Regions from separate parts of the Mus musculus genome. Here region 2 is linked to region 1. The links are chromatin loops, found by intact Hi-C in ENCODE. Cell type or tissue: heart. All regions are shown on one strand. Links, peaks and the distances in the headings refer to the core of each region. The heading gives the core; the rest is flanking DNA.

What was found. Hi-C counts contacts between places; a loop is a spot of excess contacts. Peaks named below come from ENCODE experiments on the same cell type or tissue, not always from the same donor. Only the 100,000 strongest peaks of a DNase experiment are listed, where the experiment ranks them.
Region 2: a loop joins it to region 1, with 2.2 times the contacts of the local background. A loop is called at or near these places in 11 of 42 quality-filtered maps.

The regions. Positions count from the first base shown.
Region 1 is chr15:76,809,617-76,825,603 of GRCm38, reverse strand. Arhgap39 (Rho GTPase activating protein 39) reads left to right here and starts at 7,438. Exons shown (of 12, transcript NM_001168288.2): 1 at 7,438-7,612. In heart, for the core only: a CTCF peak has its summit at 7,390 (motif pointing left); DNase peaks (open chromatin) are centred at 7,373 and 8,513; H3K4me3 peaks cover 2,417 bases; H3K27ac peaks cover 2,290 bases.
Region 2 is chr15:76,762,063-76,778,049 of GRCm38, reverse strand. Arhgap39 (Rho GTPase activating protein 39) reads left to right here. Exons shown (of 12, transcript NM_001168288.2): 2 at 12,399-12,565. The coding sequence starts at 12,486. Among named protein-coding and RNA genes, the nearest start is that of C030006K11Rik, 46 kb to the right of the region's middle. In heart, for the core only: no CTCF peak of the experiment used is centred there; DNase peaks (open chromatin) are centred at 7,259 and 7,559.

The sequences.
Region 1 (15,987 bases), core at 3,008-11,007:
TACTGCAGAGGGGTCTGCTTACACATGCTCATCGCAGGAAGCTGGAAACAGCCTAGGTGCCCATCAGCTAGTGAATAGATGATGGAAATGTGGTACATTTACAAAATGGAGTCTTAGTCAGCCAGTAAGAAAAACAAACATGAAATTTGCAGGTCAGCCGTCCTGAGTCAGATAACCCAGTCCAGAAGCCAAGTGTTAGATGTTATCTCTTCTACATTAGTACTTAAGCTTTCAATATGCATGTTTCAATTTGAATGGACACACATGTGTCTATTGAGGATTGTGGTGGGAAACTAGTAGGATTAATGGGGAAAGAGCTGGGAGGGCAGGGAAAGAGAGGGATCATGGGGAGAGATTACTAACGCTAAAAGCTTTTTTACAAAAACACCGAAACTCACTATTATGGCAACTACCTAAATATATACATATATAAAAAGGATTTAAATGGAGTAAACATATAATAGGGGAGACAGTGCCCCAACTAGACATCTTATGTCATTGGCTAAAACCTCCAGTGCTGGGAATGGGTTACATCTTGTTGAATCATTAGCCTAAAGGTCCCACGACACTCTAGCGTCTCTCTACCTCCCACTGACTAGCATTCATGGTGCTGGAATTACTCTGTACACTAGTGGAGGAGAAAAGTCATCCTTAGTATAACCCAGCTATGAAGTCTGTAGCCCACAACAGTGACTTGCCTGTGATGAATACTGGTTTAATAGTGATACAACTGTTAAAAGAATAACCAATGATGAATACTGGTTTAATAATGATATAAATGTTACAAGAGTAACCAACCACTTTTTGGTGGGATTTAAGACCCACCCCATGAAACAGAACAATAAGTAGCCAAGGTCACTGGGCAGTGGAAAAACTGATTATTATTCTGCCAAATCCATATAAAGAGAAACAAAATGCTTCTAAATGGCATATTGCTATACACTGCATCACTCAACCTCCATCCGAGTAGAGAGTACATCTTTTTACAGTAGATAGTACTTAACACAAAGACCCTCAACTGAACAACAGGTAGAACGTAAGGGACTTTGGAGTACTTGGTCCTAAATGGCATGTTTTCATCACATCATTACCTCAGGGCTCAAGGGTCTATGAGGAAGAGGAGGAGGTGGAAAGATTGTAAGAGCCAGAGATGGTGGATGACACCAAGGAAACAGCATCTTCCAGACACAACCGGACTGATATGTATATAAGCTCACAGAGACTGTTACAGCATGCACAAGGTCAGCATAGATTCAAATGAGACAAAAATCCGAGGACAGAAAAGTGGAAGTGGATGCAAAGTCTATCCAAGAAGACAATTGCATTTGATACCTGCTAGAAAAGGGGAAATTAGTTTTCTCCATTGGAGAGTCACTGGGTATATCAACAGCAGTCCAGGGCAGGCCCCCTGGCCAGGAGAAGTTAGGCAAAGCAAAAGGGACTCTAGGAGGTTTTGTTTGTTTTGTCTGTTTGTTTTTGTGAGATTTTCTTGTGTGTGTGTGTGTGGGGGGGTTAGTGGTGGTGGTGCTTCCTCCCTCCCTCCCTCCCTCCCTCCCTCCCTCCCTCCCTCCCTCCCTCCCTTCCTCCTTTCTTCCTTCCTTCCTTCCTTCCTTCTTCCTTCCTTCCTTCCTTCCTTCCTTCCTTCCTTCCTTCCTTCCTTCCTTCCTTTCTTTCTTTCTTTCTTTCTTTCTTTCTTTCTTTCTTTCTTTCTTTCTTTCTTTCTTTCTTTCTTGTTTTCTCAAGACAGGGTTTCTCTGTGTTTAGGCCTGGCTATACTAGAACTCACTCTGTAGACCAGGCTGGCATTCTGGAGGGGTGGATCTGAAAGGAGTTGAGGGAGGGGAAAACATAATCAAGATATACTGTGAAAAAGTTTAAATAAGGGCTGGCTGGAGGTTTATTATTATTTTCTGTGTATGGCTGTTTTGCCTGCATGTATGCTTGTGTAGTGCTCGTGTACAGTGCTCGTAGGGGAGGGGCCTGAAGTTGGCATTAGACTTCGTAGAACTGCAGTTATTAGGGTTATGAGCTTCCATGTGGATCCTGGGACCCAAACCCAGCTTCTCTGACATAGCAGCAAGTGGCCTCACCAGATGACCCACCTCTCTACCCCCATCCCCCTTTAGGCTGCTCTTATTTAAAAGTTTTGCTCTCCTTTTTATTTTGCTTTTTATGTATTTATACAATCTTGGGAGTTGGTTGGGGTTTATGTCACATTTTGTTTCTATGTGTTTGAGATGCCATCTTGTTACATTATCACTGGCTGGTCTTACAATGTATCCCAGACTAGACTAGAACTTGTGATTCCCCCTGCCTCTGTCTCCTGAGTGCTGGGATAATAGGTTCCTCCACTGTGCCTTATATCAGCTATTCTGTATCAGTGATGAAAAGACCTATGAACACACAGATCTATACTGCCTTCTAAGGAAACCCTCATCCAGGGTCTGAGTCCTTCCTTATATTCATAGCGGAGGAGGAAAGGAAATGAGGTCGTACAGTCCCTCTCCCACCACAAGTCCTCTTACCAGAAGACACATGTGGCTTTGTCCTTACCTGTGTGACCTGATTCCTCCTGTCTCAGCACAAACTGACATCCTGTTGTGTTATATGCAGACAACAGACAGGGTCACTTCCTGGGAGCCCTGGACCTCTGTACTCAGTGCTTCTGTGTGGGTTTTCTTGTCGCCGTTACCAAGTATTTGACAAGAACCAACACAATGGAGAGAGGACTTCTTCTGGCTCACAGCTTGAAAATAGAGTAGGGAAGGCATGTTGGGGCTGGGGTGGCTTGCGGCTGTGGAAGGACCATAAGGCTGCTTGTTTACAATTTCCATGGATCAGGAAGCCCAGACAAGGATATACTAGAACTCATCTAGAATTCTCCTTTTTCTCTTTTCATTCAGCCAGGGATCCTAGCTCATGTCATGATACCATCCATTTTCAGGCCCAGGTTTCCTTCCTTAATCTTCTTAGGAAACACCCTCACAGAAGTGCCCAGAGGTATGTATCACTAATGTCACGAGGTGGGGGGTGGGGCACATCTTCCTCCTCCTCTTCCTCCCCCCTTCCACCTCCACCCCTTCTTCCTTTTCCTCTTCCTCTTCTTTTCTTTAAGCCAGGATTATGTTAGGCAGTCCTGGCTAGCCTAGAATATACTACGTAGATAAGGCTGACCTCATTGAGATCCACCTGCCTCTGCCTCCCAAGTGCTGGGATCAAAGGGAGGTGCCACCATGCCCAGAATTGGGACATTTCTTAATCCTCCCCACTTGACAATTTAAGCATCAGAACTCCTCTCAACAAAGGCCATTCGACCATAAGGTAAGGTGTTGAATGTTCCCCAGAGGTAAAGACAAAGGTGATAATGGACGAAGGCACTGTATTCAACAAGTAACCTAAACAGGAATGTGTCTGTGCATAATTGTGAACAAGGGAAGACCAAAACACGGTGATACTGAGGTGCTAGGCTTGTTTTTCCAGGACACAGTCACCAAAGAAATAAGAGTATGGTAGGGTGCATAGGATAGGAAGTAATGGAGGGATTTTGTTTTTACAAAGAATAATGTGAGAGGGTACTCAGGCTTTATCTTATGTATTTATTTACTTTTTTAAAGGTTTATTTATTTATTTATTTAATGTATATGGGTACACTGTAGCTGAACAATTGGTTGTGAGCCTTCATGTGGTTGTTAGGAATTGAATTTTTAGCACCTCTGCTTGCTCAGATCAACCCAGCTCGCTCCAGCCCAAAGATTTATTTATTGTTATACATAAGTACACTGTAGCTGCCTTCAGACAGCACCAGAAGAGGGCATCAGATCTCATTGTGGGTGGTTATGAGCCATCATGTGGTTGCTGGGATTTGAACTCAGGATCTTTGGAAGAGCAGTCAGTGCTCTTACCTGCTGAGCCATCTCACCAGCCCAAGTAGTCGGCCTTTAAAGAGCACTGGTTATTCTTCCAGAGGACTCATGTTAGGTTCCTCGCAGCCATCCCACTCCATCCCTTGGGGGATCTGACACCCTTTTCTGACCTCCACAGGCACCAGGCACAAACATAGTACACAAATATTGTTGGCAAAACACCCATGCACATAAAATACAGAAAGAAACAAAAAAGAACAATGTTAGCATGTATCTGAGTGTTCTTGAAAACTGTTCAATAGAAATGGCCATATTAATAATGCAAGGGACAGAAAGAAGTCCAGACCTCTAGTCCAACCTTCAGAATGAGCAGAACAGCCTGCAAACTTTCCACAGGCAGGGAAAGTGGGAGGCCAGAGATGGGTGTGTGCAGTCCTGTAGTTTGGTAATGGGAGGGAGACTTTTGGTTTCCAATAGGAGGCCTAACTAAAGGGCTCTGAGAAGTTATGGAATGGCCACCATCTTTGAAAGCCTTCTGAAGAGAAACACAAGACTGCTTGAGAGTGAGCAGCACTCATTCTAAGTTTGTGACCAAAGGTTCAAAAGGGAAGAGACAGGGGCTGGAGAGGTGGCTCAGTGGTTAAGAGCACTGACTGTTCTTCCGAAGGTCCTGAGTTCAATTCCCAGCAACCACATGGTGGCTCACAAACCATCCGTAATGAGATCTGATGCCCTCTTCTGGTGTGTCTAAAGACAGCTACAGTGTACTTACATATAATAATAAATAAATCTTAAAAAGAAGTGGGGGGGGGGGGGAGAGGCAGCAGGGGTTAGCGGTGGGCATTGCTGGAGAGATGGCTCAGCAGTTAAGAGCACTTACTGTTCCTCTAGAGGACCTGGGTTCAGTTCCTAGCACCCACAGGGCAGCTGACAACCGTCTGCAACTCCAATCCTAGGGTGTCTGATGACCTCTTCTGGGCCTCCACAGGCACTGCATGTGTGGTACAGGGACAGACACTCGTTCAGGCAAGCACATAAAACATAACAAACATCTCAAAAATATTGAAACAAACAAAAAACACTCAAAAGGAATCCAGTCAGCCATGTTGGTAATGTTTCTTCAGCCGCAGGGAGGAGACGGTCTTCCTTCATCCAAGTCAGCTTACTTCAGGTGGGTGAACAAGGAAAAAAATTCGTCACCAAAGGCCAATATTCTGTATATCTCACACCCTCTAAAACTTTTGTGTAAAGAAATTCAAACCTTTTACTTTCCTCTACCTGGTAAAGCTTTTCTTTCCACAAAGGCCCTGCCCTCCTCCAGTTCCCAAACGTGATCTGCAGCAGCTGACACCTCACCCTCTCCCTTTCATTTACTCCAAGCTGAATCTTTTTAAACTGAATCAGGCTGAATCAGGAAAAGACTATGAGGTGACCCCAGGCAATAGGAAAAAAGACACAGTCACCACCTGCCTTAGGATACACTCGAAGTGAGCTTCTGGCCCTCGAGGACTTGCTAGCCCGGTTAATTTCATTTTTGCAAAGATAAATAGCCTTGCTGCTTGTGCGTTCCTTTCTGCAGCATTTAGAACGTCTGTTTCCAGCCGCATTGCTGAGGGGGCTGGAGACAGAGCAGGAGCCCTCATCCATACCTAAGAGCAGAGCCCAGGATGACTCAGCAAGGACGTGCTAAGTGTGAGCACAGTGGAGATCCCCAGGGCTTGGGTCTGCAGCACTGCGGGGTGTGGAAGGCTCTGAGCTCTCTTGGTCTGGATACAGATGGAACGCTGTGTGCAGTCCTGGAAGAGCTTTGGGCCATTTTATTTGTCTGCAAGTGGAATTTAAATACGACACAGAGAAATGAAGACATGAGCTGGAGATGACCTGCCACTAGCTTGATGGCCCAAGTTCCATCCTCGGGACTCAATAGCCGAAGAGAAATGACTCCTTTAGAGTTTGTCTTCTGACATCTCTACAGAGGTCTTGACACATGCAGCCCTACAGACATACAAACTAAATAAGCAAAATATTCTGAAGGCTCATTTTCACCATTTTAAAAAATGTGTGTGTGTGTGTGTACACATGAATACTATTGATCTCATGGAGCTGGAGTTATAGGTGTTTTGTTTTGTTTTGTTTGTTTGTTTGTTTTTTGGTTTTTTGAGACAGGGTTTCTCTGTATAGCCTTGGCTATCCTGGAACTCACTCTGTAGACCAGGCTGGCCTTGAACTCAGAAATCCGCCTGCCTCTGCCTCCCAAGTGCTGGGATTAAAGGCATGTGCCACCTCTGTCAGGCATTATAGGTGGTTTTGAGTCACCTGACATGGATGCTGGGAATTGAACTTGAATCCTCAGGAAGAGCAGTATTTACTCTTAATTGTCAAGCCAAGGTAAAAAAAAAGTTTGGTTTTTTTTTTGTGTGTGTGTGTGTGTGTTTTTCTTTTTAAAGTAAAGAACTGGTGTCGGGCAGTAATGGCCCACGTCTTTAATTTCAGCACTAGCAAAGTGAGGCAGGTAGATAGCTCTGAGTTTGAGGCTAGTCTGGTCTACTGATCGAGTTACAGGACAGCCGGGGCTACACAGAGAAACCTGTCTCAAAAAACGAAAACATGAACAAACAAAAACAACAACAACAACACTGAATATTCCGAAGTCTGGGAGGGTGACAAACGCACTTGTAATGTGTTAAAGACGGATTTTAAGTTTGAGGCCAGCCCGGGTACACAGAGCAAGAGCTCGTCAAATACAAAAAACCCAAATGGCAGCTGAGGATGTAGCTCAGTAGGTAAAGGGCTTTCCTAGAATGGGTTTCACCTCCTCAGCTGTGTAAACCGGATATGGTGCCTGTAATCCTCGCACAAGAGAGATGAAGACGGGATTAGAGTTTCAAAGTCATCCTTCGCTACATAGGGAAGTTGAAGGTCAGCCTGGGCCATCTGAAATTCTCTCTCTTAAAAAAAATTAATAAGAAGTTAAAAGGGCCATGGAGTGGGTAGAGGTGCTCTCTGTGCAAGCCTGATGATGCGAGTTCCGTCATTAGAACCCATGGTGAAAGGAGTTGTCCTCCGATTTCCACACGGACACTGTTGGCACGTGCGTGCACATGCTTCACACACAATACACATTACAAAAAAAAAAAAAAAAATAGAAAAGAGAGCACATTTAAAGCTGTGCCTGAGTTACTACGAGAATAGTCAAGGAAATAAAAGGAGGAAAATAATAAAGGGAAGTTACAAACATGGAATACGCAGAGTATTTTAGACAATAGCTACCTTTCCAGAGTCAAGGAAGAGGTATATCTCAAGCTTAGGAACCCCAGCAGGGCTAGAACTAATAGAGTCACGCCACACCCACGTTAGGACACACCTGAGGTGACCCAGACCTCCAGAAGTGGGCGGGTACAGGTGAGAGCGGAACGGCCGGCTAGCGCGGCATCGGGGGCGGGGCCTCCGACAGAGGCAAGGCTCCCTCGGAGCTCCCGAGGGGCTGCGCGGTGGCGCAGGCGCATTGCAGCCTCGCGGGCGGCGCCCCCTGGCGGCGCCACCATCCTCGCGGGGGCGGAGTCGGAGGCGGGGGGTTGCGCTTGGTGACGGGGGACGCGCGGCCGCAGCGCACTGGACCAGCGGCGGAGACCCAGGACGTGAAGCGCTGGCTGCGGCGGCGACGGCGGCCGGGAGCCGCCGGGAGCTGGGGCGCAGCGTGCGGTCGGTGATGAGGGGCAGTGGCGGCGCTCCGGGCGCAGGGCCGGCTGGTGAGAGCGCGGGAGGTGGGCGGCGCGGGCCGGGAAGATGGCGGAGAGGCCTCGCTGCGGCCCCACGGCCTGGCCCAGGCGGAGGCCCCCCAGTCCAGTCGTGCTAGAAATCGGGGCCCCAGGTGACCCGGTAGGGGAGGGTCCGCAGGAGGACGCCGCGGCCAAGGGCCAGGGAGTGTGAAGGCGGGTTTGCGTAAGAGCAGGGGCCCGAGGGTGGTGGGTGTGAGGGTGCCATGGTCTGCACGCGTGCCCGGCCTTTGGATGGGCGTGAGTGCGTGTGTGTCCCTGGCCAAGATAGTTGTGTGCGAGCCCTTTGCTTGAGGTGGTTGGGGTTGGGGTGGACCTGATGGTGGGTGTGAGATGTGAGGGTGCCCGGCCTGCAGACAGGTGTGTGTAGTCAGCCCGAGGACAGGTGTGCGTGCGTTCTGTGTCCAGGCCCAGAGCCGGTGGTGTGCTTGTGCCCTTTCTGTGCACTGGGCTCCGGTCCGTTTGGGGGTGGTGAGAGATAGTGCTTGCCGAACGAGGATCTTGCGGGCTAGGCTTTGTCCGCGATGCCCGGCAGTCGGTGGGCGTCTCTGGGTCGGGTCGTGGCTTGCTTGCGCGTGGTGCGCCCTGGCTTCGCGGCAGGGCCTCTGCGGCAGGCTCGGGTGGTCCTCTCCCCGGCCTTTCAGACTTGGAACTCCCTGGGCGCCTGCTGTTTGGCAGGCGTGGGGTGGGTGGGGGCTGCGAGCCGGCAGGCTGTGCATCCCGGGCCAGGCAGGCTGTCTTTATTTTAAAACGTGCTGCCCGCTTCGGGCGCGGCAGCTGTGGGTGTGTTCCATGCTGCTGCTCACCGCAGCTGCTGTGGGCGCTACGCAACCTTCAGCCGCAAAAATGCGGCTGGACCCCCTCCCCCTTCAGTGTTGTTCGGGTTGGCCAGGCCTCCAGTGACCTCTGCAGAAAAACGTACAGTTGCAAGGCTTCAGTTCCTCCCGTGGTGCAGACAATACGGACGTTTGTCTTTGGGAGCTAGGGAGGGCAATTGAGCACTGCGTCCTGGGCGCAGTCTGTAAACAGCAGGTGGTTTTGTCCCTGCTCCCCTTTTTACAACGAACGTGGGGGGAAGGGAATTAGAAGGAGAGGTGTGACTGGATAGTCCGGAAAGCCAGTCTTCAAGGGATTCTGAGTGCCTAGGAGGGAATAGAGAGATGTGACTCCTTCCAGCTCGTGGTCTAATCAGCTGTCTTGTAAGAGTCTGGAGCAGAGTGAAAATGAGTGCTGGTTCTGGAGCCAGACTGACCGCCCTTGAGTCATGACTCCTCCTTTACTGGCTTTGTGGTATTAGGTAAGGTCTCTCTGCCTTTGGTTTCTTGGCTGTAAAATGGGTACACTAATAGTATTGGTCTCAGAATGCTGTTGTGAGGACTCTGTGACTTAAGACTTGTAAAATTTTTCACACCTGGGAAGTTTTGAGTGTTAGGAATTGTTCTTGCTACGAAATTGCAAGCTGTCAGGGTTAGGTATAGGTTGGACTGTGTGTTACAAAGTGCATAAACTAAGTGTGTGTGTGTGTTAAAATTGTAATTTCGTCTGAATTTTGCTATGTGCTCAGGTAGGTTTCAAACTCATGATCTTGTCTGGCATGCATTGCCATGCTTGGCACAAAGTACTTGTGTGTGTGCAAGTATGTATGTGTGTGTGCATACATGTAATTATTTTCATTTTGTGTGTATGGGCTAGTGTGTGTGTGTGTTTAATTATTTTCATTTTATGTTTGTGCCAGCTCTGTCGAGTAGAGGTCAGAAGATAAATTTTAGGAGTTATCTCTCATATCAAAGTGCCCATACGCACTGACACACACATCTAGCTGGTTGGAAGCAAATCTTTCTAAAGAAAAAAAGAACAATTTTATACACTTAGATAAATTAATTGCATAGAGTTGCTTTAAAAGTCTCTTTGGTAAGGAAACCTCTCGTGCAGCACACAGATTGCCACAGTGCTGACCGGGAGACGTGAGCTTGGTGTTGCCAGAGGGAAGGGGGCATGCAGGCCCTGGGCAGTGAGAGCCAGGCCTACAGTGTTGTACTGCACAGTGTTACCTTTGAATTAAGAAAGGTAACCTTATTAAGGATAAACTTTGACACTGAAGACGTAAGTAACAAAATGAGAGCCAGGTTTTACCTGTATGGTAGCGGGCCTTGGTAAATTACCGGAAGAAGTTCAGATAGACTTTAAACCAAAGTGAGGGGGATTGCTGTGTTTTTCAAGGAAACAGTTAATCTAGTCATTACGTTTCCCTCTTTATCTCAGAATTACTCTGGAAAATGGTAAAATAGCATTCGTACTCTGATAGAAAAGTTAAGTGAGGTCTTGAGACTTGTGGCAGTGAAGGTGAGAATGTTTTGTTTGTTTGTTTGTTCCTAAGGATATGGTGTCCAGCACTTGGGAGGAGAAAGAAGAATTGAGGCCAAGCTGAGTTATATGAACCACTTAAGTTATATGAGACCATGTCTTTAAACAAAAGAAAAAAGTAGTCCAGTCTCATTCTGGCCTCTGCCATATGCCTGCTGGGGCAGAGGGCTGTGGATTAGGAACTGCACCCAACAAAGACTCACGGGTCCGTGCATAGTTTCGCAGTCTAGCTATTGCAGCCTCTCCTGAGGTGTCTTGACTCCTTGATGCTGTTGAGAGAAGAAAAAAAAAAATCCTTGAACTATGTTCCTGTGCTGAAATGTCCAGTTTGACTGGCAGAACCTTTTCACTGGATCTTACAAGCAATCCTCACAGTTGGCCTTTTGGGTGAGGCTTTATGTTGTCACAAAGCTGTGTTCACTGAGGTAGACTAGATGTGCAGCCAGCCATGGACATGCAGAGACAGTATGAGTTGGTTACTGGCTCCTGAGCCCCATTTCCCATTGTTCCTTTCTCACCTCCCCAGATAACACGCTTCCCCTCAGCTACTGACCTCTGTGGTTCCTGTGTTGCCCTGTTCGGTCTCTGTTGGCCCCTTGAATTGTTCCCAACTTATGCCCCTGGTATTCCTGTGCCCTGTGACAGAGTCTGACCTGGACCTTGTCCTAGGGCAGCTGTTAGCAACCTGTTAGGTAGTCTCTCCTCACCTGGGTTAGCACTGCCCATGTCTGCTGCTACAGTGATCAGGACCTGGGTGACATTTCCTAGGTGTGTCTTCTTGAACTCATGCAAGTTAGGAGTGCCCAATGTCCTGTCCGTCTCTGCTGTTACAGTAACATAAGTGAACTTTATTGGCATCTGTTGTGAGTTATAGTGATGTGTCATTCTCTCATGGAGAATGCATACTAACCTTTTTACAGTGTATACTGAGAAGAGCCAGGCATCATCTGTTCCTCTCGGTTGGTGTTTTGAGTGTGTAGGAGGTTGTGTGTGTGATATGTGTATGCGTGTGTATGTGGTGTGTCTGTATGTAAGTCTGTGTGTGTTTGTGGTACAGGTATGTTTGTATGTGTTTGTATTTGTATGGTATATGTGTGTAGTGTGTATATATGTGTGTATGTGGTATGTCTCTGTGTGTGTGATATGAGTTGTCTGTGTGTGTGTATTTGAGTATGTGTGTGTTTGTATGTATGTATATGTGTGGTATGTCTATGTATATCTGTGTGTGTCTGTATTTTTGATTCAGTGGTACAGATTTTTTTCTTTTAACTTTTAAGTTTTCAGTGGCAAAATCATAATAATCAGCATGGGAAATATTTTCAATATTCTATCAAGCACCCCTCAAGCATTGCTTATTCATTACTTTTTAAATCGAGTAGCTAATCTGTGTGCAATTACTTGGATGTGGAATTTACTGTCAAAAATATGGATCTTGGAAAGGAGAGAGGCCAGGCTTGGGGTGAGGATATAGCTCAGTTGTAGTGTTTGCCTAGTGTGACCGAAGTCCTGGATTTGATGCCCTAACACTTCATAAAACTGGGTGTGGTGGCACATGCCTATAATCCCAATACTCTGGGGTAGTTGGAGGCAGGACGATCATAGGTTCAGGGTTATCCAGTGTTAAATAGCAAGTTGGAGGCCAGACAGGGTTATATGATACACCACGTCAAATAGAGAAAAGAAATGAAAGAGGGCCAGAGAGATGGCTCGATTCTAAAGGCAGCTGCCACCAAACCTGGTGACCTGAATTTATTCTGGGTCCTACCTGGTAGAATGAGAAAAGTGATTCTACAAAGTTGTTCTCTGACACCTTTCCTTATGCCATGTTATGCACATCCTCCTGTAGCCCCTACAGCCTTCCTCTCTCCCTCTCCCCTTCTTTCTCTCACTCTCTCCCTCTCTCCCCGCCCTCTCTCTCACACACAGTAGTAGTAGTAGTAGTAGTAGTAGTAGTAGTTGTTGTTGTTGTTGTAGTAATAAGTAAATAAGCAAACTTTTAAGGCTGGTGAAATGGCTAGGAGATAGACCTACCACCAAGCCTGATGGCCCAAGTTCAGTTCCCAGGACTCCCATAGTCGAGGGGAGAACTGACTCCCAGAAGACGGTCTCTGCCTTCCACATGTCCACACATGCGCACAGAAAATAAATAAAAGTGTCTGGGCAGTGGTGGTGCTCCACGACTTTCATCCCAGCATACAGAGGCCGAAGCAGATGCACGTGTCCACACATGCGCACAGAAAATAAATAAAAGTGTCTGGGCAGTGGTGGTGCTGCACGACTTTCATCCCAGCATACAGAGGCCGAAGCAGATGAACCTCTGTGAGCGCCAGGCCAGGCAGGGATTCAGAGTGAGACGCCGTCTCAGAGGAAGAGTGAGACGCCATCTCTCTCAGAGGAAGAGTGAGACGCCATCTCTCTCAGAGGAAGAGTGAGACGCCATCTCAGAGGAAGAGTGAGACGCCATCTCAGAGGAAGCGTGAGACGCCATCTCAGAGGAAGCAGACACTGGGCTGCGGGATGACTCAGTGGTTTAGAGTATTGGCCGCTCTTCTAGAGGACCTGGGTTTGGTTCCCAGCACCCACGTGGAGGGTAAGTGTCACCTGTGACTCCAGTTCCAGAGGATCCAATGCCCTCCTCTTCTTGGTTCTTTGGACACAGGGCATAGATATATATGCAGGGAAAACATCTATATACATAAAATAAAAATAAATAACACCTCAAATGAAAAAGCCAACAACAAAAACTTAACAGAAAGAAAGGCCAGACGAGTTCTCTACACTAGGGCTCAGAAGGTAAAATCTACAAGTGGTCACTTCCCATCTTCCCCTTCTTCCCGGTCTCTTTTGGCAGTAAAGTCTTTATTACTGCTCAGCCAGGCCTGTTATTTTTGTATTGCTTTGGCTACTTTGGCTGCTCCTGGTTAACTGGGCCTTTTTTTTTTTTTTTTTCTCTCTTACTTTCTGAAGTTTAAACTGTTTGATTTTGTGTACATTTATTTCATTTTTGCTTCCTAAAACTTTTAATTTTATTTAATAGTTTCAGATGATGGTGAAGAAGTCCAGCTTGGTGAAAGCTGGTCTCTTGGAGAAGGTTAGTTCCCTGCAGGCAGGTGATAAGCATCTTACAGATGCTTTGAAAGTGCATGGTATACACATAACCTCTGTTTCTACCCTTTCCTTTTGAAATCCTTCTGCCTGTCTTAATTATATTGCTTTGAAGAGACATATCCAAGGAAACTCTTTTATTTTTTTATTTTTTATTTTTACTTTTTGGTTTTTCGAGACAGGGTTTCTCTGTATTGCCCCGGCTGTCCTGGAACTCACTCTGTAGATCAGGCTGGCCTTGAACTCAGAAATCCGGCTGCCTCTGCCTCCCAAGTGCTGGGACTAAAGGCGTGCGCCACCACTGCCCAGCTCCAAGGCAACTCTTACAAAAGAAAGTATTTAACTTAGGGCTTGCTTATAGTTTCAGAGGTTGACATGGTGATGTGTAGCCTGGCGGCCCAAATGGCGCTGGGGCTGTATGAGAGCCGCATCCTTATCTTTAGGCCAAGAGAGAGAAATAGGACCTATTTCTTCAGGAAGTCATTCTGTGATAACAGTTTATCTCCTAACACCTTTTTTAAAAATTTATTTTATTTATATGAATACACTATAGCTGTCTTCAGATATACCAGAAGACGGCATCAGATCTTATTATAGATGATTGTGAGCTACCATGTGGTTGCTGGGAACTGAACTCAAGTCCTCTAGAAGAACAACAGTCAGTGCTCTTAACCGCTGAGCCATCTCTCCAGCCCTCCTAACACCTTTAATTCTGTACTTTTGGTCATTTGTTTTCCCAACACCTATTTCCTTGTATTTTAAATATTATAGTTGATCAGAAAAATGAGTTTCTCTACTGGTTTGGAGAACTTTGTTTTCTTATAGTTAAGAAAGGGAAACATGGTCTAGCAAGTTGGCTTAGTGGGTAAAGGTACTTGCTGCCCTGTAGGAAGCACAGCTTAAGAGTAGGCACTGGCAAAACCATGTGGCCTGTCTTCTTCAACAGAAGGAAACAATTAATGCCTGGTGACCTGGAATGCCAGAGTGAGAAGTGGTCAGTCAGCTTGGTGGTTAGGAGTGGGCAATGTTCAGGCCCTAGTCCTGCAGTGAACAGACCTCATCCCTGTCCCAGGTCCTGTGCATCCTCCACCCACAGAACCTATCCTTATGCTTATCTCAGATCCTTCCTCCAGGCCCTGGCTCTGAGCTGTTTATCAGCCAATAGAATTCATTCTTACTGTCAAGGTCACAAGTTCTATGATTAGATGTGCAAGAACAGTAAACCATAAGGCTAGTCTCTGGAAGGCTATGATCTACAAATATGAGTTTCATTCTTCATTTCTCCTAGATCATCCTCCCCCTCTGGCGGTGAGACTTGCGCATGTGCCTGTGTGTGTGTGTGTGTGTGTGTGTGTGTGTGTCTGTCTGTTTGTCTGTCTGTCTGTCTCTGTGTGTATGTACAAACAGAACTTTGATCCCTGGAACCCACATGGTGGAAGAGAGAACCAAAACTTGTCTTCTGACCTGCACTTACTTCTATATAGCAGGCACACAAAGGTGGGTGCACATGCATGCATACACATTAAATATAAATGTAACAAAAAATAACAGCACATTTACACAGAAGGTGGCACAGTAGCTAAAAGTGGGGCAACTCTTGTCGTCAACAGATAGATGGACAAAATGTGATAGATCCATACCAAGCTATATTATTGGCAATAAAAGGAAATGAGTTACTGACTCCTGTTATAACACCAAGCTAGGGGTAGTGATGCATGGCTTTAATCCCAGCACTTGGTAGGCAGAGGCAGGTGAGTGAGTGTGAGGTTGAAGACAGCCAGGGCTATACAGTGAGACTCTAATTCAAAGAAGAGGAGGAGGAAGAAGAGGAGGAGGAAGAGACTATGCCTAGTGAGAGAAGCCAGACATGTGAATGATTATTTATTTATTTATTTATTTGGCTCTTAGCAATAGGTTTTGCTATATAATCTAGGCTAACCTCAAACTCAAGATCTCCTGCCTCAGCCTCTTGAGTGCAGGGATTACAAGGCTACCACACCCAGTTTTATATGATTACATTAATATGAAATGTCTAATGTAGGCAAATCCATAGAGAAAGCAGGCTAGTGGTTACTAAGGGCTAGGGAATGGCAGAGGCATCAGGCTTTTAGGGTAGTGCAAATGTCCTGAAATTGACCAGTGAAGGGTTTTAGATATCTTTGAATATACTAAAAGTACACACTTTTAAATGGGTGGCTTGGGTAGTATGTGAATTCTATCTCTTTGGAGGGGTTAAAACTAGAATGACTTGGATTTTTCAGGGAAATGTTCCCCAGGTGGGAATCAGAAAGGCTCTGGTAGACTGGGGTTGGCTTGAGGCAGAGTCTCTGAGATGTTCTCTCAGTCTGGTCTGGGTGAAAGCCTTGGTTACGCTTTGTTGTGGGTCACTTCCTGAGCTGCAGCTTCACTTGTAAGCTAGACCACTGTCCCGGCCGCTGTGCAGGGTTGTCGTGAGGCAGGAGTGTGCATGAGTTTCATCAGTAGACTGAGGAGCCAGCAGGACACTTCTGTCCTCTTGCAGTCTGGTCTTAAGGGAGCAGTGTGCAGCAGTGGCAGAGTAAAGAGTGTGGGGGTACAGCTGCCAGCCAGGTGTGGGCATGACTGCGACAGCCCCTCCCGCCCTGCCGCTCCAGTCTTTACCCTCTCCCTCCTCTCTCTGTGTCTCTCTCTGTCTCTGTCTCTCTCTGTCTCTCTCTGTCTCTCTCTGTCTCTCTCTCTCTGTCTCTCTCTCTGTCTCTCTCTCTCTCTCTCTCTCTCTCTCTGTGTGTCCTCTCTGGTGGAGGGTATTTTCCCAGCTGTCAGGATTGTGCTCAGACCCACACACAGTAAGTTTCTTCAACCCACAGACCTCTTGCTACTAAGGCATCAGATTGTGTGCT
Region 2 (15,987 bases), core at 2,829-10,828, 47 kb after region 1:
GATGCAATAACTATTTGTCTTAGTCAGGGTTTCTATTCCTGCACAAACATCATGACCAAGAAACAAGTTGGGGAGGAAAGGGTTTATTCGGCTTACACTTCCATACTGCTGTTCATCACCAAGGAAGCCAGGACTGGAACTCAAGCAGGTCAGGAAGCAGGAGCTGATGCAGAGGCCATGGAGGGATGTTCTTTACTGGCTTGCCTCACCTGGCTTGCTCAGCCTGCTCTCTTATAGAACCCAAGATTACCAGCCCAGAGATGGTCCCACCCACAAGGGGCCTTTCCCCCTTGATCACTAATTGAGAAAATGCCTTACAGTTGGATCTCATGGAGGCATTTCCTCAACTGAAGCTTCTTTCTCTATGATAACTCCAGCTGTGTCAAGTTGACACAAAACTAGCCAGTACAATTGACCCCTTGTCAACTTGACACACAAAAACATCACTAGTAAGCCTCAACCCTTACAATCTTATTCATCCCCAAGATCTAAATAACTTTAAAAGTCCCACAGTCTTTACATATTCTTAAAATTTCAATCTCTTTAAAATATCCATCTCTTTTAAAATCCAAAGTCCTTTTACACTTAAAAGTCTCTTAACTGTGGGCTCCACTAAAACAGTTTCTTCCTTCAAGAGGGAAAATATCAGGGCACAGTCACAATCAAAAGCAAAAGTCAATCTCCAACCGTCCAATGTCTGGGATCCAACTCAGGATCTTCTGGGCTCCTCCAAGGGCTTGGGTCACTTCTCCAGCCATGCCCTTTGTAGCACATACGTTGTCCTCTAGGCTCCAGTTGCCTGTACTCCACTGCTGCTGCTGCTCTTGGTGGTCATCTCATCGTACTGGCATCTCCAAAACACTTCATGACCCCTTCAGTCCTGGGCCTTCAATTGCAACTGAAGCTGCACCTTCACCAATGGCCTTCCATGGCCTCTCACAGTGCCAAGCCTCAGCTGCTCTGCTCAACTCCTTCATGCCTTCAAAACCAGTACCACCTGGGTGACCCTTACATATTACCAAGTCCAGCCACAGCACAATGTACGACTTTGGCTATATCTGGAACACAGCCACTGTGCTCTCAGAAAACACTTCCCAGAAAATGTCATCTCAATGATGCTGGTCTCTTCTTAATCACCGCTAATTTCTTAGCTCCAGCTAACCAGCATCAATAGTCCCAGTAATGCAAAGTTTTTGCTTTAGTAGTTCTGGTATCTTGTTAATCACAGCTGATTCTTCAGCCCCAGCTAACCAGAACTACAGAATCTTCACTATCAGAACAGCAATGGCCCTGAAAAGAGTCTTTAATTTTTCCCTCTGAAATTTCACAAGCCAGGCCTCCATCTTCTGCACTGTTCTCAACGTTATCTTCCAAGCTCCTACACAACATCCAACAGAGCTCTTAACAACGGATGGATCTTCAAGCCCAAAGTTCCAAAGTCCTTCCACAGTCCTCCCCAAAACATGGTCAGCTTGTCACAGGAATACCCCACTCTGCTGGTACCAATTTGTCTTAGTCAGGGTTTCTATTCCTGCACAAACATCATGACCAAGAAACAAGTTGGGGAGGAAAGGGTTTATTCGGCTTACACTTCCATACTGCTGTTCATCACCAAGGAAGCCAGGACTGGAACTCAAGCAGGTCAGGAAGCAGGAGCTGATGCAGAGGCCATGGAGGGATGTTCTTTACTGGCTTGCCTCACCTGGCTTGCTCAGCCTGCTCTCTTATAGAACCCAAGATTACCAGCCCAGAGATGGTCCCACCCACAAGGGGCCTTTCCCCCTTGATCACTAATTGAGAAAATGCCTTACAGTTGGATCTCATGGAGGCATTTCCTCAACTGAAGCTTCTTTCTCTATGATAACTCCAGCTGTGTCAAGTTGACACAAAACTAGCCAGTACACTATTCATACCCACGGAGGAGTCTCTTCAGCTCCAAATGGTTTACCTTACAAAATTTAGCAATAAATTTTGTCCGACAACCCTCCAAGAGCAAACAGCAGCTCCACTATTGCTATGGACCCATATATCTGCTGTGTTCTGACTGTTTTGTGGCTGTGGTGATTAACTTCATTTTATTTTATTTTTTTCAAGACAAAGTTTCTCTGTGTAGCTTTGGCTTTCTTGGAACTTGCTCTATAGACCAGGCTGGCCACCAACTCACAGAGATTCGCGTGCCTCTGCCTCATTAGTGCTGTGATCAAAGCCATGTGCCACCTGCTGCTATGATGATTAATCTTGGATGTCAATTTGATGGGATATAGAGTCACCATGGAAACAAATCTCAAGTGTGTCTAAGAGAGGTTGTCTAGACAAGGTTAATTGAACTGGAAAGACCTATCTTAAATATAGGTGGTGCCATTCAGTGGAGTGGGGTACTAAACTGAATAAAGAGGACTCATGAGAGCGAGCTGAGCAACAGTTTTCTTTTCTCTCTGCTTCCTCACTGGATCCAGTGTGAGCAGCCATCTCTGCTGCCTTCCTTCCCCTGCCGTGATAAACTGCTCCTAGAGCTGAACTCTGTCAGACATATTGTCATGGCACATAGACGCGTCCCTAATACAGATGCCGTGACTGTGGTCCTAACAGTAACTGCCTCAAGGTGACTGACTGGAGGAGAACGCTGCATTGCAGTGTGCACACCGCGCTCTGCCTCCAGGGAGGAGGTCTAGAAGAGACAGACCGAATGAACACGTCTACAGTGCGAGCTGGTTTTTAAATGTGTATGGCTGTTTTGCCTGCTTGTATGTCTGTGTGCTATCCTGGTGCCTGTGGAAGCTACAAGAGAGTGTTGGATAACCTGAAACTGGTACAGGTCAGTGTGAGCTGCCATGTGGGTGCCAAGAATTGAATTCATGTCTTCTGGAAGAGCATACATGCGTTAACCACTGAGCCACCTCTCTAGCCCCTGGGGTACCAATCTTTATTTTAAAGCTATTTTGTGATGAGAGGAGCCAGCAGTCCTAGCAGAAAGGACTGAAATGACTGGGGCAGGCTCACCTTACTCATCTCACATACAGAACTGTAAAGTCAGGACAAGCCAAAGCAAAAGCAGACCCCACAATGACTGCACATCTAAAGGAACTCAGGAACCCATTAAGAGTTCCCACTAGGTTGGAGAGATGGCTCAGCAGCTAAGAGCCCTGGCTGCTCCTCAAGAGGACTCAGGTTCATTTCCTAGCACCAATATTGTGACTAATAACCTGTAACTTCAGTTCCAAAGGATCTCATACCCTCTTTGTTCTCTGTGGCCACTGCACACATGTGCTGCGCATACATGTTTGGAAGCAAAACATCAACACATAAAATAATAATAAATTTCAAAAAGCATCCCTAGTAACCAAAGCTGAAATAATTTGTATAAAACCAGCCACATAGGACTGCAGTCTGAAGCATAAATATCTGTAAGTGCACACTTATGTAAATGAATGACTCAGTAAGTAAGCAAAGGAGAAAAGAAGTAAATATCCCCACAAAGAAACCATGTAAGGAGATGGGTAGGCTTATCCTGACCTGGGTACCAAACAGTGTAATATACCAAAACAGGAAAAGATAGCCTAGTCTATGGCATCTTAGTTAAGGTTACTGTTGCTGTGATGAAACACCATCACCAGAAGCACCTTGAGGAAATAGTTTATTTGGCTTATACTTACACATCACTGCTCATCTTCGAAGGAAGTGAGGGCAGGAACTCAAACAGCCTGGAGGCAGGAGCTGATGCAGAGGCCATGGAGGAGTGACACTTGCTGGCTTGCTCCCCATGGTTTGCTCAGCCTGCCTTCCTAGAAACTAGGACCACCAGCCCAGAGATGCCAGCACCCATAATGGGCTGTGCTGTCCCCAGTAAATTACTAATTTAGAAAATTCCCTACAGGCTTGCATATGGAGGCATTTTATCAATTAGGCTCCCCCCTTTGAGATAAATAACTCTAGTAGGAAAGTTGACGTAAAAGTAGCTAGCATACTAAAATGAAAAATCAGAAGTGTCATAAAACTGACCAATGTTAGCCTTTTGTTTGTTTTAGAATTATTCTCTTTGTTTGTTTCTCTGTGTAGTCCTGGCTGTCCTGGAACTCACTCTGTAGGCCAAGCTGGGCTTGAACTTAGAAATCCACCTGCCTCTGTCTCCCAAGTGCTGGGACTACAGGCATGTGCCATCACTGCCCTGCAACAAATGTCAGTTTTAACAGACAAGGAAAAGTTGTTGTAACTATGCCATTAGTTCAGAAAAGATTTGGGCACTTCATGTATGGATTGGACATGTGCTTTAAAGTCTAGATTAGCCAGAGGCAAGGCAGTTAGTGCCTGTAGGCAAAGACAGTTCCATACTCCTGAGCTCCAAAGAGTGATCCTATCTCAAAACTCCAAAGACTCCATAAATGTACTTAGCAGTCAGTAAGAGCTGAAATAAGAATGTCCGATTTTGACAGTGACTGGATGAACAGAAACCAAGTCAGTGTTAGCCTCACCTGGCTGGGTAAAACTCCCACCTAAACATATATTCTGCCTGGAGATTGTGAAAAATACTATTTTTGAGAATATGAATATTCAGTGAATCTTTGCAAAAAAAAAGCTTTTCTGTGCTGTCAAATATCTTTTATGGGAGGGGCATGTGGGTTGAGACAATATCTCTCTGTAGCCTTGGCTGGCCTGGAACACTTTGTGTAATAGACCAGGCTGGTCTTGAACTCATAGAGATCTGCCTGCTTCTGCCTCCCAAATACTGGGACTAGAGGTGTACACCACCACTCCCTACCTGGACCATCAAACATCTTAACAAGATTGAATATTCAGAATACAGTAATTTCTCTAACAAGAGTGAGACTAAATCAGAAACCAATAAACATACCCAGAGATCTGAATGTGATGGCATACGCCCACAATCCTAGCTGAGGGAAGGCTATGGCTGGAAGGTTGCATGTCCAGTCTGGGCTATCTAGTGAGACTTTGTCCCCACAACCAAAACAAAATCTGGAAATCTGGCATGTTATTAAATAACATACTTCTATATAATTTGTTAATCAAAGAGAAATTCAAGGTAAATCAGTAAACTGTTTTTAGACTTTATGTATATGGGTGTATTGTCTATATAATGTCTGTGCACCGTGTGTGTGCCTGATCCCTGCATGGGCCAGGGAAGTATGCTGGGTCTTCTGGAACTGAGTTACAGTCTGTTGTGAGCTGCCATGTGGATTCTGGGAACTGAACCCAGGTTTCCTGGGAAAGCAACTTGGCTCCTAACGGTTGAGCCATCTCTCTAGCCCCCTGGAAGAAGTTGGTGATGTTGTTTTGGACTGGAATGAAAATATAGTATGTCCAAATTGGTAGGGTGTCATGAGTCATGAAAGCTGATTAGAAGTTTTAAGACTAACTTCCATATTGGAGTGAATCTGTATGTTGAGACAGGGCCATGTAGTGCATACTGACCTCATGTTTTCTGTGTAGCCACAGGTATCCTCCCAGTGCTGGGGTCACAGGTGCTCACCAAATGGCCAGAGTGGAAGTTTGTTTGTTTGTTTGTTTTGAGACAGGGTTTCTCTGTATAGCCCTGGCTGTCCTGGAACTCACTTTGAAGACCAGGCTGGCCTTGAACTCAGAAATCCGCCTGCCTCTACCTCCCAAGTGCTGGGATTAAAGGTGTGCACCACCACTGCCTGGCTCTTAAGATTTATTTTGATTTTGTGTAGATGAGTGTTTTTACCTGTACCACATCTGCATTTCCTGAAAAGGTTAGAAGAGGGCATCAGAGCCCCTTGGAACTCTAGTTATCAATAGTTGTTAGCTTCTTTGTAGGTGATGCAAATTGAACCCAGGTCCTCTGTAAAAGCAGTTAGTGCTCTTAAACCACTGACCCATCTCTCTGGTGCCTAGATTTTTTTTTTTTTAAGGCACAAATCATTAAACTCTATTTCCATATTAGTAAAAGGGGCTGGAGAGATGGCTCAGCTGTTAAGAGCACTGGCTGCTCTTGCAGAGGTCCATCTTGGGTTCAGCTCTTTGCATCCACATGTTGGCTTACAACCAACTATAACTCTGGTTTCAGGGGATCTCGATGCTGATACCACCTTCTGATCAAGTGGTGCACAGGTAAAACATTTACACATACAAAGCTTTAAGATCTGAAAATGTTTATTTAAGAAATTACAAGAATCACAACACCCACATGTGGTGACCATGCCTTTAACCCCGAACACTTGGGAAGCAGAGGCAGAGGGGTCTCTAAGTCTGAGGACATCCTGGGATACATAGGCAGATCCTGTCTCAAACAAAACCAAACCAAAACCCACAAAAAACATTAAAAGAAAGCAAATAGTGTGGTATTAAGTCAAGAAAAAAAAAGTTTAAAAACTGCCTTATTACCAGTAAAATTGATCCATTTCCAGCCAGATAGATTAGAGAAAACCAGAAAAACTGTAATTTTCAGTATCAGTGCTGAGCAGTGGGTCACCACAGAATGTGAATCATCACATAAGAAGCCATGCATACCACACAACACACACACACACACACACACACACACACACACACACACACACACACACACTCACACACCTATAGCCCCAGCTTCAGAAGTAGATAGAGACAAGAGAATACAGGGGCTTGGTGGCTTCCAGTGAGCTCTGTGTTGAGAGCAGGTGGAGAATAATGGAGAACTCCAAGTGGTTTTTCCTGACCTCTACACTCATACACCCTGCACTCCCAAACACATGTGCACACACATGCATCTAAAGTAATCTTTAGAAGCATGGTGATGCCTGCCTTTAATCTCAGGTTTGTAGGTACGGAACACCTGCACAGTCGACACTGATTCTGGTGTGTGTGTGTGTGTGTGTGTGTGTGTGTGTGTGTGTAGGTCAAAGGACACTTGACATGATACTTCTTGCCTTCCCCCTGGCTCGAGACAGCCTCTTGTCATTCATTGAGTGTGCCAGGCCAAGTGACACCCTTGGGCTTGTAAGGATTGTCCTGTCTCTGTCCCTCGTCTCCCTGTGGTTTCTGGGAACAGCATAAATCAGGAAGGGTAATTCAGACTCTTTTTTTTTTTTATTTTTAAGTATATATTTTAAATTAGCTTACAAAGGAGTGGATTACTATAAGGTCTTTTCGTACATCCTTAGTTTCAGGTCCCCCTCCTCCACAACCCTCTCCTGTTTCCTCTTCCTGGCCAACATTCAGCTTAGACCTCTTCATCCCCAACATCTCTCCGATCTACTCTAATATCATGTGCTCTACAGCCCCTCCCCTCCTCCCATGAGATGCTTCCTGTCTCATGGGGCCTTGCTAGTTTCTTAACCCCTGCAGACATTCCAAATTAAACATACAAGTCCAAAAGGTCACAGCGAGGATTTGCATATGAGGAGAATGTATGGTGTGTGTCTACTGAGCCAGGGCTGCCTTACTCAGCCTTACTCAGTGTATTTTCAGTTCTAGCCTTTCTTCTACAAAGTCATATGTCTTTATTCCCCAGTGTACCCACCACATTTTCATGGTCCGTTCATTGGTTACCGGGTGTCCTTGATTGTGACTGGAGCAGCAGTGAACATTGCTTGCCAGTGTTTCTCTCTGTAGTTGGAATCAGAGCCCTCTGGGGGCTATGCCCGGGTATGACGTAACCGGGTCACGTGATAGCTCTATTTTTAGTTGTGGGTTTTTTTGTTTTGTTTTATTTTTTGAGAAACCGCCACAGTGATTTTCAAAGTGACTGTGCCACTTTAGATTCCCACCAACAGTGGCCACGTCTTTTCTCCCACATCCTTACCTGCATTTCTTGTCACTTGTTCTCGAAATGACAGTCTTTCTGACAAAGGTTAGAAAAATCACCTGAAATGTCAATACTTTGCATTTCTCTGATGGGCAAGAATGTTGAACACTTGTAAAAACTATTTACTAACAATTTGTATTTCTGGGGCACCCATGTCAGGTGGCTCACAACCTTCTGTAACTCCATCTCCTCTGTCCTCCTGCACTCACACATACAGATTCACATGCGAGCGCTCTCGCTTGCTTTCTCTCTCTCATCCATACCACATACAATTTAAATTAGTAAAATTAGAAATTTAAAAGCACTTTGTCTTTCTTCTTGGGTTGTGCCAGCCGAAGAAGATATATGCATAAGTCTGTGCATAGATCTTGGAGTGCTTTCTCTCCTTTCCCTCTAGCAGTTGCAGACTCTTAGAGCTGAGTGTTGATCCGTTTAGGGCTGAGTGTTGTCCGGGGTGAAAGGAAGGCCCAGTTTCATTCCTCTCCGGCCTCTGCCCAGTGTCCCCAGCACTGCTGGTGACGAGACTGGTTTCTCCTGTGTGTGCAAAGACCAGTGGCTTTAGTTCCATGGCCTTCTCTCTGGCTCCCTGATTCTGTTCCATTGATCTATGTGTGCGTCTGATTTTGTGTTAGTGCCATGCTATTTTTATTACTATCACTCTTTAGTACAGCTTGAAATCAAGGACGGTTATCATCCAGCACACCCTTTTGTTTAGGATTGCTCTGGCTATCTAAACTCTCTTGTGCTTCCATATGGATTTTAATATTGTTCTCTCTGTGCTGAGATGAGAGGGTGTTAGTATTTAATGGGGATTGCACACAGTATGTCAGTTGCTGTCAGATGGCTGTTTTTCCGGATACTCCTGCCCCTGAGCATGGAGCTTTCCTTTTCTCTCTCATGTCTTTCCCCTTCTTCAGTGCACTAAACATTTCGTGTTGACATCTTTCTCCTCCTTGATTAGCTTTCTTTCAAGGTTTGTTTCAAGGCCGTTGTGAATGAAATTGTTTCTCTTATTTCTTGATGTATTTGGCATTGGTTACAAAGGCTGTTGTCTCTTTCACTAGCGTTGTGAAAGTGTTTGTGAATTCTCGGGGTCTTCTGCATAAAGACTCAGCTCACCTGCAAATAAGCAGACTCTGACATCTTTCTTTCCTATTTATGTCCTTTTTGTTATCTTCTCTTGTTTGACTGCTTTAACTACCATTTCCTGTACAATATTGAATGTAAGTGAAGAAAATGTATACCCTTTTCTTGTTCTTTTTTTTTTTTTTTTTTTTTTTTTGGTTGTTTGAGACAGGGTTTCTCTTTGTAGCCCTGGATGTCCTGAACTCACTTTGTAGACCAGGCTGGCCTCCCTTTTCTTGTTCTTGATTTTAATGGGACACTTGGTGTTCTCACTGTTTAATTGTGTGTTAGCCATAGGCTGTGTGTATAGAGCCTTTGTTAGGTTGAAAAGTCCTTCTCTTTGGAGTTTCTTAAGAACTTTTTTCAAGAAAAGATGTTGGAATTTTTGTCAAAAACCTTTTCTTCCTCTATCAAGTTGATCATATGGAGCTGGGGATTTAGTTCAGTGGTAAAGTGCTTGCTGGGCCCTGGATTTGGTCCTCAGCTCGGAAAAGGAAAAGAAAAAGGAAAAAAAAAAAGGAAAAAGATTATATGATGTTTGTCCTTGATAGCTTCCATTTATTGGTTTACATCTGTTGAACTACCCCAGGCTCTGTGGGATACAGCATGGTCTTACCTTCTGCTGTGCTCCTTACCGTGTGTGTCCTGAGCACCTCGCCTCTCGGAAAGCTGACAGGGACTGTGAGAGCGTGAGGAAAGGATAGATGTGTAGGAACACTGGGCTCAGGTGGGCCTGTTGGTTATGTGCAACACTGTGGAGGAGTTAGCTGGTCCCCATAGGCCACCTCTGTTGGTGCCACTGTAGCCTCTTGGAGGGGGACACTGGGACGCTAGGACACTGGGCTTGCTAGTGTTTGCACCACTGGTCAGTTGTTCATAAAAACTCACACTTGGACCAGAGGAAGCTTTGCCATTCCAAGCCTGACCCAAGGAAGGCATTGGCTCTCAGCACAGTCGTACCGTGCCAACAATACATTCACTCGGGATTTTACCCATTCTTTGCCTACCCAGTCAGAATTTTTCAGCTCCCCACAGTTCTTGAATTCAATTTGCAAGTATTTTTGTTGAGACTATTTGCATCTCTGCTCACCAGGGAATTGGTCTATAATTTTCCTTTATTGATGATGTTGCTAGTGTCTTTCCTAGCTTTATAAAAAGAGCTTGGTTATATTCCATCCAGTCCTCTTCCATTTCATAACCAGTGTGGTATTGGCGGTGTGGTGGTGGGCGAGGCTGCCTTCTAGCTTATGAACTAGTTTGAGAAGCACAGGCGTTACTTTCTCTTTCTCTTTGCTAAATTGCCCAGTGGATCTTTCTGGGCCAGAACTTTTTTTAGTTAGCGCATTTTTATTTTTTATTAATTTTTATTTATGTGTATAGGAGTTTTGCCTACATGTGTGTATACCATATGAAGTGCCCATTGAGGCCAGAGAAGGGCAATGAGCTCCTTGCAGAGTAGCAAATGGTTACCAGCTGCCATATGGGCACTGGGAATCAAACTAGGTCCTCAAAAACAGCAGCCAGGGCTCTAACCACTGGGCCATCTCTCCAGCCTTCTTATAGAGCTGCTTAAATATTTCATCTCAGTTTACATTTGTTAGGTGATATAACTAGAAATTTATACTTTTTAAATAGTTCCAGTTTAGTAGAATATATGTTTATGACCTAGTGACTTTCTAAATTTTATTTTTCTTTGTTATAATAGCTTTTCTTTTTTCTTCTTTCTTCCTTTCTCTCTTTCTTTCTTTCTTTCTTTCTTTCTTTCTTTTTTTTTTTTTTTTTTTTTGGTCTCCCAAATACTTGGATTATAAGTGTGTGCCACCTTACCTGGTTTACCTGGTAATTAGAACCTTTTTGAATTTGTCCTTAAATTAGCAGTTAATATCCATGGAATATCCCTGGTTTGAGGGAAGGCATAAATCTAATGCCATCTGGGAGTCGGTAAAGAGTAAGACAGAACCCCAGTAGTATTCTGTTCGCCGTGGCTGTTTGTGTGTGGTGGGGATGGGGGGTGAGGGACCTGAATACAGAGCCTGTAGCACTGTGAGCTTCCTGGATCAGCACCGTGTAAGCAGCAGCGCCCTGGCTGGAGACAGCGAATGGCCCCTGATCCCCTCCTGGCACTGTTGAGTCCTGAGCCTGTCAGATCTGATTCTAATACAGCCACAAGTGCTTCTCGGGTTTTTAAAAGGAAACCCTAGTGTGTGTATGGGTTCACTTCCTGCTACGGAGTTGGTGTGCACTTGGCATCCCTCACTGTTGCCATTGCCACAGTGGCCTCTGTGAAGTGGTCAGGTCGATGCATGTGTCCTCCTTTGGGGCCCTTCAGCCCCAGCACTGGGATGTAAGTGCTCTTCTTGCCCTTGCCAGCACTTGGTAGTTGTTGTCTTTCCCGTTTGCTGAGTGCTCATGTCACACGCCTTTAAGAGCACTTCCTGAGGAGTGAAATGGAGCCGTCTCCATGACTGCCGTCTGCACTGTCTACTCGCCCCTTCTTTATCATTGTATCAGCAGCATTGGCTTATGTTTAGTGTGCCCGTTATCAGATCACACACGCCATAGCTGGACACACTATATAGCAAACGCCTCCCATTTTGGATTTGCATTTTTCTTCCTCCTCCTCTTCTTCCTCTCCTTCCTCCTCCTCCTTCTTTTACTCCTCCTCCTCTTCTTCTTCTTCCTTTCCCTCTCCCCCAACCCCCCTTCTAGGATCTCACTTTGTAGCCTTGGCTGGCCTGGAACTCACTCTGGAGACCAGGGTTCTCTGCCCCCTAAATGAATGCACCACCACACCTAGCCTGTTCTTGGTTTCTTGATAAGTAGATATCTTCAATCTTAATTTTATCACAGTCGAATTCACTATTTTTTTTTCCTCTGGGAGCTGGTTTTGTGACTGTCTCAGAGATCTGACCCCGCTATAAAACCCAGCATTCTCTGGTTTTCCTAAAAGTTCATTTTGTTTTTTCAGCCTTCACATTTATAACATGGATGGCTTTTTATCTTGGATGAGCATAGGCTCAGGGGTCCCTTTCCATGTGTTTTCTCAACAGCACAATCTGCCTGTGAGAGAGCCTGTTCACTGTCACAGGAATCTGTGTATGCCTTGCGTGCCTGAGTTCCACTGTGCATGAGGCCATACCCTGTGTATGTTGTGCCCAGCTTCATCTCCACAGTAACTTCCCCATATGCAGCATCCTGTGCTGGGGCCAGACGTCATCCACGGGTGAGGCCTGGGTGCTCAGTGCATCCTCTAGCTTTGTAGTTCTTGAAGCACTCATGCACCTGCCCTGGCCCAAGTGGAATCCCAGCAGGAGGCAGTTGGCCATCAGGCTCTCCCTCTGTACAAGAGAAGCTGGCCGGGAGTGGCTTCCCCAAGGAGTCTTGAGGCATGGGAATTGCTTTCTATTGAGCCAGCTATCTGGCAGGAGAGAAGGATGGACTGTAATTTCATGTGTGGTGTGGACATCACTGCATTTCCTATCAGTGCTTAGCCACTTTTCTTTCTCCCTAGTGTGGCCTCTTCCTGTGTGATGCTGGAGGAGGCAACCTGATGATCCTCTGACAACTGTTCACGTCAGCACTAAGGAAGCAGATGGCAATGTCACAGGCACAGGATTATGAATGCAGAAGCCATCATGTCGATGAGCAGGAGCCCAGGATTCCGGGGTCGAGTACCAGGTAAGGAGGCAGCATCCACTCCCGATGAGTTATCCCGGCCCTGGGGAAGTGGGGGAGCAACTGTTCAGAGAAAAGGTCGTGTGGCTCCAGGGCTGTTGACTGGCCTGTGGTAGTTCTCCCAGTCTGCTCACATGGCTGCCTATGTGCACTGCCTTCTCTCACCGTCCTCCAGTGGTTGTTCCTGCTCCTGTCTCTCTAGTCCAGTGTTCTCAGCACAGCCGCTCACTGCGGGGATACCTGCACACTTGGCAGAGGCCAGCCTGTCCCCTCCCGCCCCCAGAATGTTGATGTTTGGGCTGCACATATGAACTTCGCCCGTTTTCTTGGGCACTCTGGGCAGTGTCCATACAGACTCCAGTAGTCATGCCTCTTCATTCCTATTTTTCTGATGTGCAGCTTTTTATCTGAAAATAATTCCACAGTAACAGAAAAAAAAAAAAAAAAGAACAGTCCCAGAAATGTCCATGTGTTCTTGCTCCGAGTCGTCGCCATCAGTCATCTGTCCTTTCTGAGTCACTTTGGGCAAGTCACAAGTGTTCTGCCTTAGGCCTTGAATGCTTGAGTGTGTGTCTGTCAGGTGACTCACATAACCAGGACACAGTCACTGATCAGATCTGATGTTGACACAGGCTTTGATCTCCTCTGACACCCTGAACCATAGAGACCATGTATTCCCAGTTGTATGTATAGCACTTCTGTCCCCATGTAGTATAGAATCCGTCAGCCAGTTCTGCCTGCCTCTGCCTTCTCGCCCTCCTTAGCCTTGTCCAATCTAAGTGGTTTCCACAGCCTTTTCATGACTTTGGTACCCTTAACCAATATAAAAGTGGTCTCTGTACTCAACTGGTTAGAGTACTTACCTAACATACACAGAGCCCTACACTTTACAGTACTACATAAAATGTGCCTAGTGGTATAGGGAGATAATTCCAGTACTTGGGAAGTAGAGGATTAGAGGATCAGAAGTTTAAGGCTGGCTTCAGCTACATGAAATGTTTGATGCCAGCTTGGGATGCGTGAGACTCTGTCTCAGAGAACAAAAAGCAGTGGATGGGAGATGACTTGCAGTGAAGAGCACTGGCTCCTCTTACAGAGGACCAGACCCCTAGCACCCTCATGGCTACTCACAGCCATCTGTAACTCCAGTTCCAGGGACTGCAAAACTGTCTCTCTGGGCTCTGCAGGCACTGCCCACACATGGTGCACAGGCATAGTAAAACAATACCAGAAACACAAACAAACAGAGGTACTAACAACAACTGGGCTTATGTGTACACCTACCGTAGTCTGCCAGACCCTTACAGGGGTCAGGCAATCACCTGCTGGGTTGCTGTGCAGCTTGGAACTTAGGTCTTTAATGGCAGAGCAAGCTAAAACCCTGCACACTGCACACATCACAGTTCATCTTCAGACTTTTTTTTTTAAATCTTTCACTCAGTTTTCCAATACCAGGTTTTGTTGTTGTTTATTTGTTTTGTGCTCTGAGTTAAATGCAGGGCCTCATGGATGCCAAGCAAGTGTTCTCCCACTGCGTTACATTCCAGTCCATGGCGTGCCGGTCAATTTGGAATCTATACTTGGGTGTGGTGTGAAGTGTTGACCCGACTTTCAACTCTAAAATGATCCAATTTCTTTTTTCCCTTTCTTTTGTTTGTGTTTTTGTTTTGTTTGTTTGAGACAGGTTCCCTCTGTGTAGCCCTGACTGTCTTGCAATTCTCTTTGTAGACCAGGCTGGCCTTGAACTTAGAGATCTGCCTCCCTCTGCACTCCAGTGCTGGGATTAAAGCACCCACATGGCTGTTCACAAGCATCCCCACAACCCTGCACCACTGTGGCTGGCTGGAACCCATTTCTTCTTATTATCTTGTTTATAATTGCCTTTCCCTTTTCTGAGACTTCATACCCTCTGTTCATGTCCTGAAAGTTCTGAGGCTCTGGGGTACTTTAGCTTACCCATGTGTTTCCATTGACTTCTTTGGTTGTTTTTTGAAATAGTCTCTCTCTATGTAGCCCTGCCTGGCCTTGAACTCACAGACATTCACCTGCCTATAGCTCCTGAGAGCTAGGTGTGTGTCACAATCAATCTCAAACATTATCACCAAATAATCCTTGCCCACTGTATCTCCAGGTGGGTCAGTAGGAAGCCACCAAACATCAGTGCCTCCTGCTGCTCATAGGGTTGAGTCCTGGCTGGCAGTGAAGCACTGTGAGCAGCTCTCCAGCAGCTAACAAACCTGCTTTCTTACCCACTTAACTCGCCAGAGCATGACTGTTAGACCCCGGCTGCAGCGCTGTGTGCAGGCTGTGCTTTCCTTAATTCAAGGTGCCCTCCCCAACTTGCTCATGAGGCCTACACATACATGTGGCCGAGTGCTGTGTCTCCCTTTCTCAGATCCACAGAGTCCACGGAGCTTCCCAGACTGTGCTCCCTGTTTTTCTGAAGCCACTCACTGTGGACATCTTTAGGTCACACCCACGCCTGGCTTTGGGTGTCAGTCCTGGGCTCCCCCCTCCTGTGCCTTTTATTCTCTTGGGTATCATGGCTGAATGTTGCCCCCCAGGAGATGCCAAGAATGTTCCTAAAGGGCTGGGTTTCTGCCCACATGCACAGGAGTGCGCTGCAAAGGGAATAAAACCCCATTCTTTGCGGAGAGCAGATCATTGAATTGCATTGATTTAAAAGGACGTTTTAAACAAAACTAAGACTTACATTTTTAAAAAGGGATTAAGAGATTGTTCTGTACTTAATAGCTTTCTTTTTCACTCAGGAAAATTCTTTGGAGAGTACCAAGGCTTTGTTTTGGTAAAATCTAAATATAGGTCAGGGAGAAGGTCAGTGAAGATCAGTTGCAGAGGAGTTAGGTACCTGAAGCCTCTCACGGCCCTGTAGGCAACCACCTTCCTTCAGTGTCGTCACCCGGGACCATGTTGGGGCGACCTGCACCTGCTGGGTCTGTGGGCAGCCAGTAGTGTGTCCATCGAGTTCTGCCCCAGATCTTCACATCAGCTTATTTCCATGCTAGAAGTCTTGCTTCCCCTTCCTTGTCCCTCTCACCTGTCAGCTCCTCTACTATGGCAGCTTCATTCATGTCTCCAGACATTACAACCCTGTTCCCCATTTGACCCTGCATGAGAACTTCTGGCCCAAGACAGTTGCCTCTACAACCCTGCTTCAGGAGTTCCGTGGAACCCCTGTGCACATCTGTCTTCATGTCTGTGCTTGGTTTCCCTTCTCAGTGTTCTGTCAGCAAATCTGTCCTAAAGTGCCAGCCAAGTTCTGAGGTGTCTGTTGGTCAGAGTTTTCACTGCAAAGCTGGAGTCCATGCCAACAAGAGCAGGGGTGCTCTCTGCCACGACCACGTGCTCGTGTCTACCCAGGATACACTTACATGTCGTGTGCTTCAGACTGAAGAAAACATGAA